Linked DNA regions of Homo sapiens: region 2 is linked to region 1. A link is a contact called in ENCODE Hi-C or POLR2A ChIA-PET data. All regions are on one chromosome and are shown on one strand. The core of a region is the stretch at or near the end of the contact, and the rest is flanking DNA. Distances in the headings are between cores, read along the strand shown. Region 1 overlaps TEKT5 (tektin 5). Region 2 holds the start of LINC01290 (long intergenic non-protein coding RNA 1290).

Region 1 (4,966 bases), core at 1,902-4,401:
CTCTGCAATAATTTTTATATTGACAACATGTAAAAATAACACTTTGGTATATTATTATCAAAGTATTATGCATTACATAAAACATATTATTAAAATCAATTTCACGCCGGGCGGGGTGGCTCACGCCTGTTTTACCAGCACTTTGGGAGGCCAAGACAGGTGGATCACCTGAGGTCAGAAGTTCCAGACCAGCCTGGGCCACATAGTGAGACCCCCGTCTCTACTAAAAATAGAAAAAAAATTAGCCAGATGTGGTGGCAGGCGCCTGTAATCCCAACTACGCGGGAGGCTGAGGCAGGAGAATTGCTTGAACCCGGGAGGAGGAGGTTGCAGTGAACCGAGGTCGCACCATCGCACTCCAGACTGGGCAACAAGAGCAAAACTCTGCCTCAAAAAATAAATAAAATAACATAAAATCAATTTCACATTTTTCGCTTTTTCAAGCAGCTACTAGACACTTTAAAGTTACACAAGGGGCTTGCACTGTATTTCTAATGGATGGCACTAGTCGAGACCCTGCTGAGCGTTTTTCAGTTTACAAAGTCCTTTCCCATCTTTTACGTCATTTGATACCCACAACTGCCCTGTGAGAAAGTGAGTCAGTGACTACTATTCCCATTGCACATATGAAGTCAACTGAGGCCCAGAGAGGAGCTGTAAACAGCTAAGTGCATCATCAGAGGTGGACATGAGGCTTGAAACCCTAAAGTCATTTTTCTCAAAGTGGCGTTCGCAGATCCCCACATCGGATTCTTCCAGAATGGCTTATTATCTATGCAGATCCTTGAGCCCTACACACTTACTGCATCCAAATCTCACCTCTCCAGGTCCTTGCTTAAATGTCACCTCCAAAGAAAGAGCTTCCCTGTCTACTCTATTCAAAACGGACAGCCACCTCCATCACTGCACCCCTCACCTGGCTTCCCCCTTTCTTCCTGGATCTATTTGTCTGCATGAATCAGTTTGTCTCCAGACCCTATGGGGGCACCAGGAAATGGCTTCCTGACTATAACATAAGCTATCAGAAATCAGGGGCTGTGTTTTGTTCACACTGTTCTCCTATCGCCTAGAACAGTGTTTGGTGCAGCATTAGGGTTACCAGTTAAACTATAGGACTCCCAGTTAAATTTGAATTTCATATAAACAACAAAGCACTTTCTCGTGTATGTTCTGTAATGGACTGCCTGAATGTCTGTGTTCCCCCAAAATTCCTATATTGAAAGCTTAATCTGTCCCAGTGTGCTGGAGGTGGGGCCTCTGAGAGGCGATTAGGTGATGAGGTGGAGCTCTCATGAATGGGATTAGTGCCTTTATAAGAAGAGGCTACTTTACTCTCTTTCTGCCAGGTGAAGAAATACAAAGGCTGTCTACAACCCGGAAGAGGGCCCTCACCAGAACCCGATCATGCTGGCACCCTGACCTTGGACTTTTAGCCTCCAGAACTGTGAGAAATAAATTTTGATGTTTACAAACCACCTAGCCTATGGTGGTACTTGGTTATAGTAGCATGAATGCAAGGAGGCAAGCCCCCCCAGTTATTGCATGAGACATACTGATGTTAAAACATGATTTGTAGGTCAGGCACAATGGCTCACACCTATAATCCTAAACACTTTGAGAGGCTGAGGTGGGAGGATTGCTTGAGCCCAGGAGTTCGAGACCAGCCTGGGCAACATAGTGAAAACCCATCTCTACAAAAAATACAAAAAAATTAGTCAGGTGTGGTGGTTTGCACCTGTGGTCCCAGCTACTCAGGAGGCTGAGGTGGGAGGACTGCCTGACCCCAGGAGGTGAAGGCTGCAGTGAGCCGTGATGCACCACTGCACTCCAGCCTGGGCAGCAGAGCAAGATCCTATATAATAATAATTTGGCCAGGCACAGTGGCTCACGCCTGTAATCCCAGCACTTTGGGAGGCCAAAGCAGGCAGATCACCTGAGGAGAGGAGTTCAAAACCAGCCTGGCCAACATGGTAAAATCCCATCTCTGCTAAAAATACAAAAATTGGCCAGACATGGTGGCAAGCACCTGTAATTCCAGCTACTGGGAGGCTGAGACAGGAAAATCGCTTGAACCTGGGAGGCGGAGGTTGCAGGGAGCCAAGATCACACCATTGCACTGGACTGCAAGACTGGGCAACAAGAGTGAAACTCTGTCTCAAAAACTAAATAAAATTTAAAAAATATAATAATTTGTTGGCTGGCCATAGTGTCTTAGTGCCTGTAATTCCAGCACTTTGCGGGGCACTGAGGTGGGAGGATCGCTTGAGCCAAGGAGTTTGAGACCAGCCTGGGCAATATAGTGAGACCCCATCTCTACAGAAAAAAAAGAAAAACTGGCCAGGCATATAGTGCACATCTGTAATCCCAGCTACTTGGGAGGCTGAGGAAGGATTGCTTGAGCCCAGAAGGTCGAGGTCGCACTCAGCTATGATCACAACACTGTACTGCATTCTAGCCTGGCCAACAGAGTAAGACTCTGTCTCAAAAAAAAAAAAAAATTTGTTGATCTGACATTCAAGTTTAAATGGACATCCTGTATTTGTCTTTGCTAAATCTGGAAACCCTACTTATGGTAGTAGCTCAATAAACATCAATTGAATGAATGAATCACAGTGGGATCTGGAAATCTAGATTTTTAACCAGCTTCCCCCCAGTGACTCTTGTGCACACTCAAATTTGGGAACAACCTGCCCTACAAATTATAGAATCCTGCCCATCTCGGATTTTAAGATAGGGGAAAACTGATTACACAGTAAATTGCTCCTGAATGAGGTGGGATTGCAAGTATAACACCCAGTCCCTGCCTTCAAGGATTTTACAGTCACTTTGCTTTTTTTCCTTTCTCATAAGCTGTAAAACATTCACACATCTTAATATGCAAGGAATGACTGAATGAGGTTGGGCCCATAACCTATGGGCACCAAGAAATTGCTTAAAACAGAATTTTTTTTTTCAAAGAATCAAAGTCCTGGCTTCTGTATTAGCTTAAGAAAAAATCCAGGAAAAATAGATAGCAGTTTGCTCCCTAAAGAGGACAAAAGGATGCCTGTTTCCTACTGGTGGAGTCAAGACGAGAAGCTGGGTTATGGGAGGGCAAGGAGGCCCAGCCTCCTCCAGAGCCCACCTAGGAAGGAGGCCAGCCCTTCACCTGGTCCTCTGTGAGCCACAGCAACTCAGCCCACACGCTGGTTAAACATTATCCCATAAGAATGTTCTGTGCCCAGAATGTGAGTGGCATATAAACACTCAATGCGGCAACACCTCTCTTGGAAGCCCTGGGGATTTTCTTCAGAAACCTCCCCTTTGTGGGGGCAGTGGGTGGGATGTACAACCCTTAGAATGCACCACTTCAGCCCAGCGCAGAAGAAAATAAAGCCTTATATAGATGAAAAATGCTCCTTGGTGCCACTTTGCCCAGTGTTTGCCCTGTCATGGAAAACAGCCCCTACCATCTAGGCGTCCCTACTTGAAGAGCCTATTGCTGGGGTGGACGGGACATTACTGAGGGTTCAGCGGGTGATAAGAAGCTGCCAGTGGGCTGGGCGCGGTGGCTGACAACTGTGGTCCCAGCACTTTGGGAGGCTGAGGCAGGCAGATTGCTTGAGTCCAGGAATTCGACCAGCTTGGGTAGCATGGTGAGACCCTGTCTCTACAAAAAATTTAAAAAAAAATAAGCCGGGCGTGGTGGTGCACACCGGCGGTCCCAGCTACTCAGGAGGCTGAGGCAGGAGGATCGCTTAAGCCTGGGATGTCGAGGCTGCAGTGAGCTGTGATGACGCCACTGCACCCCAGCCTGGGTGACAGAGTGGGACCCTGTCTCAAAAAAAAAAAAAAAAAGCAGCAGCCACCTGTGGTACGCGCCTTCCTGGCCCCACCCTGAGCCCATCCAGGGCAGCTCCCAGGATGCTCCCCTCCACCAGTAGGTGCTGTTGCTAGGGAAATCTAGAGATGCCTCAGGCCAGAGACCTGAGCCCACCTTGTCTCTTTCTTTGTTCACTTTCTCCATTTCCTGGTCACCATGCTTAGGGCTCAGTCAGCCTGTGATGGGGACCTGAAACTTTACAAAAGGCCTGTCTCCTGGGTCTGGGAAAGGAAGAGCTAATACTCATTCATAAGCTCAATCTTTTCTTCATTCATTCATTCATCCACAGAGTCATTGATTCATATGTCAGTGCAACAAATGTTCGTTGAGCACCTACTTAGTGCCAAGCACTGTTCTAGGCAGTGGATCCGAGTAACCACAACAGCTGGAAAACCCTGTCCTTGTGGAGTGGACATTCTGCTGGACTTTACACTCTGTTGTTTGCTTTTTTACACAACAATCACTTGTTGAGCACATACGAGTACTGGCTACAAGTGAGACAAATGGTCACTGTCAGCATCACAGAACTCAAGTCCCTCCCACCTCCTGTTAAAAATATTTATTAAATGCCTTTGATGTACAGCACATGGGTGGGGGACAGGGCCACAAAAAAAGGCACCATGTCAGTTCTCCTGGAATTCCTGTGTAAGCAGAGGAACAAGGGCACAGGCACACACAACCATTTATCAAGAGTTTACTCCAGGCCAGGTCCTGCGCCAAGACTCTTACATGAATCATCTCATTATAGAACCAAACCAATCCTATGCAGAAGGTTCTAGCAACATTCCCTGGCTTTTATTTTTATTTATCATTTTTTTTTTTGAGACAGAGTCTTGCTGTGTTACCCAGGCTGGAATGCAGTGGAGTGATCTCGGCTCACTGCAACCTCCGCCTCCCAGGGTCAAGTGATTCTCCTGCCTCAGCCTCCTGAGTAGCTGGGACACAGGCATGTGCTACCACATCTGGCTGATTTTTGTATTTATTTATTTATTTTTGTTAGTAGAGACAGGGTTTTGCCATGTTGGCCAGGCTGGTCTCGAACTCCCGGCCTCGAGTGATCCGCCTATCTCGGCCTCCCAAAGTGCTGGGATTACAGGCATGAGC
Region 2 (5,303 bases), core at 1,317-3,816, 120 kb before region 1:
TTCATCAGACAGAGGGACAGGCATAGAGAGATAGCTCAGATTAGAAGGGCTTTGCAGGTATTGCCTCAAGGCTGCAGTAAAGCTCAGAGGCATGGGGCCAGGAATTCTGAGGCTCAAATTATTAGGCCCATCACATAAAAGCCATAGGCAGAACTACCTAGATAAGCCACTACTGGATTCCTGACTGTCAAAATCTCTGTGATAATAAATGTTTTGTGCTTTGAAAAAAAAACTTGAAGAAATTGGGTCGAGACAAGATCTTGCATGGCCAAAGGAACCCCATCTGTGACTGAGAAGAGCCTGTAACTATACAACGCTGAAAATTACCTCTGAGACACTAGGCCTCACACCCAGAGGAAGAAAGAAAGTTCCCGGTCAATGGACGCTTCATTTGGCCGGGCGCGGTGGCTCACGCCTGTAATCCTAGCACTTTGGGAGGCAGAGGCGGGCGGATCACGAGGTCAGGAGATCAAGACCATCCTGGCGAACACGTTGAAACACCATCTCCACTAAAAATACAAAAAAAAAAAAAATTAGCCAGGCGTGGTGGCGGCCGCCTGTAGTCCCAGCTACTCGGGAGGCTGAGGCAGGAGAATGGCGTGAACCCGGGGGGGCGGAGCTTGCAGTGAGCCGAGATCGCGGCACTGCACTCCAGCCTGGGAGACAGTGAGACTCCGTCTCAAAAAAAAGAAAGAAAGAAAGAAAGAAAGGGCCTGCTCCACACTACCCATCTTAAATCTGACCACAGGGGACAGTGGATGAGGGAGATGGTTCCACTAAGCAGGACCAAGAGCAACGGATTGAGCAGCCACCAATCTCCCTCCCGCCAGGGAAGGGGCTTCCTGCTATTTGTGACCAATAATGAACCTGTGGCCGCTGGACATTGGTTCTCTGCCTGTCCCTTTTCCAAGGGGACAATTCATGGTGACATCCTGTGCCTTTGTCTCCATTACATACTAGGGGCTTTTGAGAGGACATGATTGAACCTTTAGCCACCCATTACCAGGCCATAAGGAGCCCCAACTGGACCCGACTGAGATGCAGCACATCACCCATCGCCCTGGAGTGGGAGCTGGAAGTGGAAGCCGGTTGAGACCTCAGGTTAGATCCCTCTTGGGAAGGGGTTAGTTCGTTTCACGAATGTACAAGAATTTTTATTTCTTGAAGCAGAGTTTCTGTCACCAGGCTAGAGTGCAGCGGCGTCATCACAGCTCACTGCGGCCTGGACCTCCCAAGCTCAAGCGATTCTCCACCTCAGCCTCCTGAGAAGCTGGGACTACAGGAGCACACCACCATGCCTAGCTAATTTTGTAGTTTTTATAGAGATGGGGTCTCGCTGTGCTGCCCAGGCTGATCTCAGACTCCTGGCATCAAGTGATCCTTCCGCCTTCACTTCCCAAAGTGCTGGGATTACAGGCATCAGCCACTGCACCGCGACCCGCATGTTTGCATAATTTGATCTCACTCCTGACTCCAGCCAAGTACTGGGGCAATGATGAGTGAGTGTGTTACCCAAGACAGACCCATCAGAATCTAGCCCTGGAAACTTGAAACTGAGACTAATATTATCTAGATCAAGGCAGGGACTGAGTTCATTAAGGCGGCTCCCACTCCAGGGCGATGGGTGATGTGTTGTGATCTCAGTTGTGTCCAGCTGGGGCTCCTTATGGCCTGGTAATGGGTGGTAAAGGTTCAATCATGTCCTTCCAAAAGTTCATAGTATGTAATGGAGACAAAGGCACAGGATGTCACCATAACACCTAGCACAATGCTTGTACCATTACAGCTACGCAAATATTTGGTGAATGAATGAATGAGAGGCTGATTTCCTGAATGGAAGAAATATGAAATTGAGTGTTCTGGGGTGATCACCATCCCCCAGCCATATGGACAAAAAAAAAAATCCAATCTAGAAACACAAAGAAGGCAGACAGTAGCCTCTGAAGATTTTAGTTTGTAAACCCTGTGTGACAGTATGGAAATGAGTGTTCTCAAGATACAAAGATAGCTTTTGCTACCTTTGGCATTCCTTAGATAGAAGCTAAAGGGATCTGTCTGTCTCTCTCTCTCTCCTTCTCTGTCTGAATTTTTCAGTTTTCAGCAGAATATGTGGTAGAAGATAGTCTCATTCCATCATGACCTCATCCTTTAAAGCAGAGGTCTTTATTAAATACAAATGAAATGAAAGAACATGATCTAGTAACAATGAACAGGAAGGTTAAAAAACAAACAGGATCAGTCATTTGTGGGGATCCCTGAGAAGTGAAAATATGGGGCTGCTTGTTCAAATACGAAGAACTTTAAAGCCGGGCGCAGTGGCTCCCACCTGCAATCTCAATGCTTTTGGGAGCCAAGGTGGGAGGATCACATGAGCCCAGGAGTTCAAAACCAGCATAAGCAACAGACCCCCCGCCCCATAAAAGAATGAATGAATGGATGGATGAATGAACGGATACATACATTTTAGGAGCGTTCTTCTCCATGACTACGAAATATTTATTTCTTGTAAGAATGTTCTACTTTATGCCGGACACAGTGAGTGGCTCACACCTGCAATTCCAGCAGTTTGGCAGGCCGAGGCAGGAGGATCGCTTGAGGCCAGGAGTTCTAGACCAGTGTAGGCAACACAGCGAGACTCTGTCTCTACAAGAAATACATATAAAATAATTTAAAATGGCACTAGCAGATCATTCTCCCAAGCATGGGGGCCTTGGATGCATGGAAATGTGTGCGACTACCCAGGCTGCAGGGCTGCAAAGCTGGCCCCATTAAAGAAGCAGAGGGAGATTGTCCAGTGATAAATTGTCCATTTATCAGTTGCTTAGTGTAAAAACCATACATTATTATCTTGATGAGAAATCAGCTGACCCCCTGCCCCTCAAAATGGCAGCATTCTGCCCTAGATGTCATCACCGTTGGGAACATTAGAGTCTTGCTCTGGGCAATCTGGTTTTAAACTTTATTTTCCATGTACAGTTTCAGATTATACAAAACATAGAAAATGGACTATTTTAAAGGTACATTAAGTAGAAAGTTTCTAACTACCCTAAAGTCACAAACCAAGATTCAAAATGAACCTCTAGGCCTTGCCCTAACATTTCCCCAACACCACAAAATTGTCCAACTTGCTCTATTGTAAGTAACCTTTAAACTATTAGCGAGTTTAGTAACATCCCGCGAGGCAGATTTTAAACTACGATACAGTTTCTATCTAGGCCACTGTGTTTAGTGTGTTTACAAACAGGCTTGGAGTTCTAGGTTTCTTCATCATCAGTGAACACAGAGCGTCCTAGAGCGCCAGCCTGTTCATGAGGGGTGTCCACAAAAGCACGCAAACTATAGCAGAGTGTGTGGGAGTGAATAGGTCTCCGATGTTCCTGTATTCAGGTATATATATATACACATTCACACAGACCAACAAGTCAAGCATTCTCCAAACTCATTTGAACAGAGACCCAAAATAATTTTAATGCAAATAACAAAATGAGTTAGTCTGTCTCCATCACATAGCCCCTCAATGAAAGAATTACAGTACTTTATAAAAATGTCATAAAATGCGCAAACTACAGTTCCTTCAAATACAGTTGATGCTATCTTTGGTCCTAATATGTGCTTCTTGGATGTCTACTAATTTTGTTGTTGTTATTGTTCTTGAATAACTGGTAATAAGCACCAAGTGAGGGCTGATTCTATCTACAGGTAAGAAGCTTGGATGTTTTCTCCCTGATTTTGTCATTTCTTTCCAACTTCCCAAATGCATGTCATACAGCAGGGAAGAGGCATCTCTCATGTCTCAAAAAAGCTTAATGGCACAGGTGGATGTGGGCACTGAATGTTGTACAGCAGTGGCAACCAGCCGGGAAAATCCATAGGATCATTTCAGACCGCATTCAACACAGATACTCATGTAGCCCCGACGTTTCTTGTGAAGGGAATTGATGTATTGCTTGAGGGGGTCGATCTCTGGTTCTAAGGTGTTTTGTTTGTTTCCATCGTGACTACCAGAAAATTATAGAAGGCCAGACGCAGTGGCTCATGCCTGTAATCCCAGCACTTTGGAAGGCTGAGGTGGGCGGATCACCTGAGGTTGGGAGTTCGAAACCAGCCTGACCAACATGGAGAAACCCCATCTCTACTAAAAATACAAAAATTAGCTGGGCATGGTGGGACATGCCTGTAATCCCAGCTACTCGGGAGGCTGAGGCAGGAGAATCACTTGAACCCAGGAGGCAGAGGTTGCGGTGAGCCAAGATGGTGCCACTGCACTCCAGCCTGGGCAACAAGAGCAAAACTCAGTCTCAAAAAAAAAAAAAAAAAAGAAAAAGAAAAAAGAAAATTATAGAAAAGCCACCAAGGTAGAAAGTTTCAAGGGAACTTAAGATTCAACTTCCTCCATGAGCTTGGGTAGCATCCTGTTAACCCTAGGGGTGTAAGCCACATTCTTGCCCACAATATGACTAGTGAGAGTATCTCATGGAGGCAGGAGGTGACATTTGTCCTGTCTCTGGCCCCAGGTCACCCTGTACTGCATTGGTGGCTTCTCCATAGGGAGGGGGTCCTATCTCATAGACTCCAAACTTCATGATGGCAGGGAGGATATCTGGATTTGCTCACCCCTGTATTTTCAGAGCCTCACACAGTGCCTGGAACATGGTAAACATTTAATACTATCTGTCAAAAACAAATGAATGAAAGAGCAGATGGAAAGAGCCAATCCTGCATTGAAGAGATATCCATGGTGGCCCTAAAACTACTCAAACCAGATGTCTCTTCAGCTCCACTGGAACTGAGCTGATGGCAAACCACCACTCCACTCAGCAGAAGGTCAAGTGCAAAAGTATTTAAATAGCACGAGGTCCCACACCCCATCCCAGGACAGCCCCCAGCATCCTGCTCCAACATAAGCAGAAAAAGACAATGAGGTGCAAAGAGCTTATCTCCTGGGATGGTTCCTGGGTGGTCTGCATTGCCACACAGCATCATGCTTTGATCCTGAAGGACAAGGCCCCAAAAGCCCTATTTCTCAGCACAGTCTTAAAATCACCTGGAAATCATTCACCCAGACCCTCTGAATCAGCCTGTCCCAAGCAGCACGGGAACCCCTAAAGCTTGAAAACTCCAGCTCTATGGGACCCTCTCACCGCATTTACTGTCGGGACCATGGGCCCCTCCACAGACATGTTTTCTGGGTGTTACACAGACAGGTACTGCCCAATAACTGTCATCTGCACGAACTGAATGGAGCTATATTTAGACTGATCTAAATACCTAAATGCCTCCAGGAGCATTTAATAATAGGCACG

Evidence for each region. Hi-C counts contacts between places; a loop is a spot of excess contacts on that map. ChIA-PET counts read pairs that join two places held with the same protein, here RNA polymerase II (POLR2A). Pooled maps may share reads with other maps.
Region 2: a map of CD14-positive monocyte shows a loop between it and region 1 (2.3-fold over the local background). The contact joins the promoter of LINC01290 here to the enhancer-like site in region 1. A Hi-C loop is called at or near these places in 2 of 168 maps with a recorded cell type or tissue (CD14-positive monocyte and mammary epithelial cell) and 4 of 50 pooled maps. POLR2A ChIA-PET finds 5 or more read pairs at or near these places in 3 of 52 experiments (AG04449, Panc1 and activated T-cell).

The regions. Positions count from the first base shown.
Region 1 is chr16:10,643,652-10,648,617 of GRCh38, forward strand. The region is part of intron 5 of TEKT5 (tektin 5); the gene reads right to left. Among named protein-coding and RNA genes, the nearest start is that of TEKT5, 49 kb to the right of the region's middle. Within about 2 kb of position 3,152, at least 4 of the 41 ENCODE cell types and tissues checked have a DNase peak (open chromatin) inside an H3K27ac peak, as active enhancers do.
Region 2 is chr16:10,525,632-10,530,934 of GRCh38, forward strand. It overlaps LINC01290 (long intergenic non-protein coding RNA 1290), which reads right to left and starts at 2,567. Exons shown (of 2, transcript NR_149081.1): 1 at 2,461-2,567. EMP2 (epithelial membrane protein 2) reads right to left here. Exons shown (of 5, transcript NM_001424.6): 5 at 2,791-5,303.